Regions from separate parts of the Homo sapiens genome. Here region 1 is linked to region 2. The links are chromatin contacts, found by Hi-C or POLR2A ChIA-PET in ENCODE. All regions are on one chromosome and are shown on one strand. Each heading gives the region's core, a stretch centred on a gene start or an enhancer-like site at or near the end of the contact. The rest is flanking DNA. Distances are from core to core; before and after follow the strand shown.

Region 1 (2,700 bases), core at 147-2,646, 68 kb before region 2:
TTCTAGCTCTCCCGCCTCTACCAGGCAGGCCAATCAGATGGTGCCACCTCCTCACCCGCCCCACCTTACAGTCATCCCTGCAAGGGTGGGATTGACAAGGGGGAAATCGGCCCAGCTTGGGGTGGAGGAGACGTTGATGAGGATCCTGGGAGACAAGGCCACCTCTTCCCAGCCATGGAGACTCCTGGGATGGACCCTCCCTCCCTTGACCCCCATAAAGGAGAGTCTTTGGGAAGGGAGAAGGAGGGCTGAAGAGGGAGGAGGGTTCCCACAAGAGTACAGCCCAAGCACTGCCGCGGCAGTGGAAGGCCCCAGCCCAGCCACACGGAGTCTCGAGGCTGAGGACAGAGAAGGCACCTGGGTGCAAGGAGGCCCTTGGGTGTAGTTTGCAGTAGGACCAGTGGGCACAAGCGCCCAGGATGAGAGCCACAGGCTGACGGAGCCCCATGTGAAGGGGTAGAGGTCAGGGCAGAGGGGGACCCTAGGGAAGGCTCAGGACCCGTGCCTGGAGAGGAAGACCCCACGGCACCCACTTTCTGGTTCCTGAAGCCTTCCTGGCCACCACACTGTCCCGTTCCTGACCTGCCCAGGGTGGGCACCAGGGCTGGGGCTGGCCACAGGGACCCCTAGGGTCAGACAGCAAGTCCCAGCTGGTGCCACTCTGGCCCCCACCAACTGCGTGGACAGCCCTCACCCCCGCTCAGCCTCCCTGAGAAGAAAGGGTGGGCACAAACCCTCCGCCCCCACCCATAAAGGGCATGAGGAGAGGGCCCGGTACCCCTGAGCCCAAGCAGCCGGCGGAGAAGGGGCTGCAGAGGCCTGGCTGCCAGTCCCTGGAGATGACCCAAGGTGCGTATGACCAGCAGGGCTGTGACCCCTAGCCCAGCCTGGGCTGACCACACGCCTGCAGGAGGCCACGCCTCTGGGTAGTGATGAGAAACCGCAGCCTCAGAGTAGGTGGGTGTGGCCTGAGAGCATGACTCACGCTGGGCTGCCCGGGGTCAGTCACGGGCTGGGTGAGACCTTTGTGTGCTGAGCCTGGGGCTCCCCACACTCGAGTGGTCCCCCGTGGCCTCACAGAGCAGCCTCAGAGGCCAGCCTGCCACCCCCTCATCCCACACAGAAGGAGGCTGAGTCCTCAGCGGGGGAGGGGCTGGTCATCCCATGGCCACGGATCCCGGAATAGCCGACCTCCAGCCCCCGCGCACGGGTACATTCTGTACGCCCAGGGTGGCTGGCGTGGGTGGCGGCTGGCCCTGAAGGCCGGGGGCTGTGTTCCTGTGGCCGACTCACTGCCCTTTGCCCTTGGTGAGCAAGTCTTCCCTGGGCCTGGCTGCTTCTCTGTAAGACGGAGGCCCAGCAGGGTGGGAGGGGACATCATGACCCCGCAGCACTGAGAGTACTTTGTAAGCTGGGAAGTACCGTGGCTCCGCCAGGGCCATGGTGACATCAGCCATTCACTACTGGCTGGGACTGGCAGATGTCCAGGGACCAGGCGAGGAGGGAGAAGGAGTCTCCCTGCACCTTCCCGCCCCAGCTCTCCCTCCCTCCCGCTCCCACTGCCTCCCCATCTGGGAGCAAGCCCTGGTTTAGAGATTGGGGTTTGTGCTGGGCAGACAGAATCAGCAGTGGCTCTCTCCCCCGCTCCTCCCCCAGGGGTGCTGGGCTGGCCCTTGGGGTTGAGGGTGACCCAGAACTTGCCATTGGCTGCCGGGTGACAGCCCCATCCATCTAGCTCACCCTGGAGCTGGGTTTGGGCACTGTAACATGTTGCAGGAGACCTGTCGGAGTTCAGTGCCATCCACTCCATTAGTCATAATTATTTTAATTAAGAAGATAAGAAACACAACTCATCAAAGGTTTAATTATAATTAGCAGCTAACGACACTCGGATGAATCACTGGCCCGAGCAGGTGCTCATTCACACTTCCCAGTTCACTGGATGCGCCGTGGGAGCCGCTGAGACGTGGGCACAGAAGGCACATCTCCCTGGGACCCGAGAAGGCAACAGAGCCCCCGCATCCCCCCAGCACGATGCAGAAGGGCTGGGCCCATAGCAGCTACCTGTGTGGTCACTCAGCCCTGAGCTCAGAAGTGCCGGGGCTCAGAGGACACCCTGCTGTTGCCACCGGGCACCCTTCACCATCTCTGAACAAGGCCTGGGATTTCTCTGTGACCTAGGCCCCCACAGGGTACAGTGGTCCTGACCCTACATCCATGTACAGGGAATGCTGACCGCGGCAGCTCCGTGTTCACAGCCCTGGACACACAGAAATGACTGTGATGTGGCCCTGACCTCAGTAGTGTAGAAGGAACCCACTGAAGGAGACCGAGGTGGGGAACCTACAGGGCCTAATGGAAACCCCAGCTGGGTGGGTGGCGGCCATGCAGCTGGGAGTGAGTGTGAGGGTGCCTGGGGATGGAGACGGTGCCGGGGATGGAGACAGACACGGTCTCCATGAGAAAGCTGGGCTTAATCCTGACAGAGGGAGGCGGCCTGGAGGCCATACAGGGAAGAGGGGCTCAGGAGGTTTGGAAACAGGATTTCAGGACTGCCTGCGCTGCAGGTGGGTGCTGGCCACTGGTCTAGCCTGATCTGGCACCCTGGTGGTGCATGCCATTGGAGGGGCTCCCTGTATCTGTACTGTGGGGCCTTCCTGTCACAGGGTGGGCTCACAGGTCCTGCCCATCCCTGCATGG
Region 2 (2,700 bases), core at 75-2,574:
GTGTGGGGCTTGATTCCTGAAAAAGAACCACCAGAAAGCAGCAGGCTGAACAATCACCAGAGCTCACAGAGGGTTGGGAATAGTTTCCATGCCTACCAGTCAGAATCAAGAGACTTCATGGGACAATGGGAAGAGTCCTCAGTTCGTGATGCTGTGTGGCAGGTACCATGAAGAGGGTGAGGCAGGAGGAGGGGGTGAAGCTGGAGGAGGGGGCGAGGCTGGAGGAGGGGTGAGGCTGGAGGAGGGGGTGAGACTGGAAGAGGGAATGAGGCTGGAGGAGGGGTGAGGCTGGAGGAGGGTGAGTCTGGAGGAAGGGAAGGTTATGGAAACACAGTGGCCCAATCTAGCCAGGTCGTAGGTGGTTTTCAAGCTTTCATTCATCCATCCAGATCTTCATCCATCCATCCACTCATTGACCATGGTTCTGCTTGACAGCAGGACTAGGATAAGGCAAGTGAGATGCCCCGAAAGTTAAAGCGTTCACTCCCAGGTTTGTGCAAGTGCAGGCTCAGCCCGGGAAGCAAGTGCCTCCCTGAGTTCTGCACCCCAGGCACCCCGCCTGCCTTACCCTAGGCCCTGCCCTGGTTCTCCCCAACCAGATCGTGAGCTCGAGAACAAGGGCTAGATCTGGGTCATCTCCATGTCCCCAGCACAAAGCCACATACATAATAGGCATTCAGTGAACATTTGCTGAATCAAACAAACCCACATCCATCATCCCAGATCCTTGCACAGTTAGTATCCAAGGACTGCTTGTTAAAGGAATTGACGTGGGTCCTGTCCCCTGAGGTTATCTGGAAACAGGGAGCTCTGTTCTGGATGCCTTTCCCAGCCTCTCATCTCATCTGAACCTCCTTATAATGTTTCTAGCAGCACAGCCCAACCCTGGACTGTGTCTTCCTGGTTAATGGAGGCCCAGCTGTCCGTAGGTTTGTGCTGACTTTGTAACGACAAATCGAAGAGTTAGTGGTGGCCCAGGGAGGGGCAGCCAGAAGCTGTGTACCAGGTTTCTGGAGCATTCAGCCAGCTCAGAGGGCTCTGGAACAAATTGCAGGATGCTGCTAAACCTGCTTGTTCCAGGCAGCTCTGGCACGCGTGCCCCCACCACATGGAGTGTGCTGTCCTCTAGCTCCTCACTGCAGAACGTCCTGAACCAGATCAAGGACTCTCTAATGTGACCTGGAGTGGTGTCTCCCTACAGGCCTGAGAAGGGCCCAGACTCCGTCCTGGGAGAGCCTCGCCTCTGCCTCCTCCCAGCGTCCGGAACACCTGGCGTCTCAGCTGTGGGAGGGGAGGACTGGCTTGGTGGCTCCACTGTGGCAGGGGCCCGTGGGCTGAAGAGGCAGACCTGGGACTTGGGGGCCGATGTACCACCCGGGCTGCCCTTGCCCTCATCTAGGCTGAGTCAGCGTCTGAGGGCCCCAGCGGGAGGGCAGGAAACGTTTCCGTGGGTGGGAGCCGTGGGAAAGTTCTCCATGAAGCGAGCAAGCTGGAGCGTGCTGGGAAGGACGTGGGTGGGAGCAGCAGGGATGGAGGCAAAGCAGTGAAGCAGTGGCCGCAGGGGTCTGCCGGGTCATCCTGGTGCTGAACACACCTTCCGGGAAGCCTTGCTGACTCAGAGCGAGGGCGTTAACAAGCCCTTTCTCTAGCTCCACAAAGCCCCTGCTGACATGCAAAGACTTGGTTACTTCTCTATAAAGCATTTTCATTGTCTCTGGACCGTCTGGACTCTTGGGGACATGCACTTCCCCTCCCTCGCTGCTGTCACACAGTCAGGTGCCCCATCAGAGCCAGCAGTCCGGCCTCCAAGGGGGTTGGAGCCGCTGGCACCCAGCCGGGCTGGTCAGCCTCAGCTTCGCAAACCACTCTGTGGTCTGGCACATCACTGTAGCCCTCCATCCAAGACCCCTGTCCAAGACTAGGCACAGAAGTCCAAGGAGAGCATGCTGGTGCCTGCCCCTACCCCAGCACTGCCACCCCCAGGGGCCTGCAGTCCTGTGACACAGAAGATGCCACAGCGTTCCACACGGTGGGATCCTTTCTGTGGGGACACAGTCTGCCTTGTCCCACGTCGGTCCATGGAACACAGAAGGGTGACCACTCTGCACTGTCAGAAGCTGCCCAACATGTGGGCGCTGCCAGGAAGCACTTCGCTAGTCCCTCCACTGGGCCATTTCCCAATGAGATCTTTCACTTGGCAAATTTAGTGTTTTGAATCAGTGTTCGTGCCGGGAATGAGGGGTGGGATGGAGGCTGCCAGTTTATCCCAGAAATTCCACATCTAACAATATTTCCAGCAGACAGGCTCCCATATGTTAAAGAAAGCGTGTCCAAAAATGTTTATTACAGCATTGTCAGTCATTGTGAAAAAATAGAAACAGCCCAAATGCCCATCAAGAAGGAATGGTTAAATGGGAAACCTCCAAACATATTGCTAAGTGAAAAAGCAAGTTGTAAGCCAGTTCTCACCAGGTGATTCTGTGTATTAAAAATGCCACAAATATATACGTCTACTTGTCTAGCGACACACACGCCTGCACGGGTCATGGCCAAAAGGACACCCCCGGTGGTGACGCGGTCGCCTCTGAGAGGTGGATGGGATGGACCCAGAAGAGGTGGAGGAAGGCTGTCACTTCAACGGCAGGTTTTTCTCTACTTAAATTTTCGCCAGGAGGATGTACATGTGCCTTACTTGTACAC

The links. A loop is a pair of places that touch in the nucleus more often than their neighbours do. ChIA-PET counts read pairs that join two places held with the same protein, here RNA polymerase II (POLR2A). Pooled maps may share reads with other maps.
Region 1: a map of dorsolateral prefrontal cortex shows a loop between it and region 2 (2.5-fold over the local background). The contact joins two enhancer-like sites. A Hi-C loop is called at or near these places in 5 of 168 maps with a recorded cell type or tissue (CD8-positive, alpha-beta T cell, astrocyte of the cerebellum, chondrocyte and 2 more) and 6 of 50 pooled maps. POLR2A ChIA-PET finds 5 or more read pairs at or near these places in 3 of 52 experiments (OCI-LY7, PC-9 and activated CD4-positive, alpha-beta T cell).

Annotation. Positions count from the first base shown.
Region 1 is chr2:240,250,300-240,252,999 of GRCh38, forward strand. It overlaps LOC105373968 (a long non-coding RNA gene), which reads right to left. Exons shown (of 2, transcript XR_924057.3): 2 at 1,810-2,700. Among named protein-coding and RNA genes, the nearest start is that of OTOS, 110 kb to the left of the region's middle. RefSeq lists enhancers at 947-1,460, 1,461-1,972. Within about 2 kb of position 1,397, at least 30 of the 41 ENCODE cell types and tissues checked have a DNase peak (open chromatin) inside an H3K27ac peak, as active enhancers do; they include dorsolateral prefrontal cortex, where a contact is called at or near this core.
Region 2 is chr2:240,318,872-240,321,571 of GRCh38, forward strand. No RefSeq gene overlaps it. Among named protein-coding and RNA genes, the nearest start is that of GPC1, 120 kb to the right of the region's middle. Within about 2 kb of position 1,325, at least 5 of the 41 ENCODE cell types and tissues checked have a DNase peak (open chromatin) inside an H3K27ac peak, as active enhancers do; they include dorsolateral prefrontal cortex, where a contact is called at or near this core.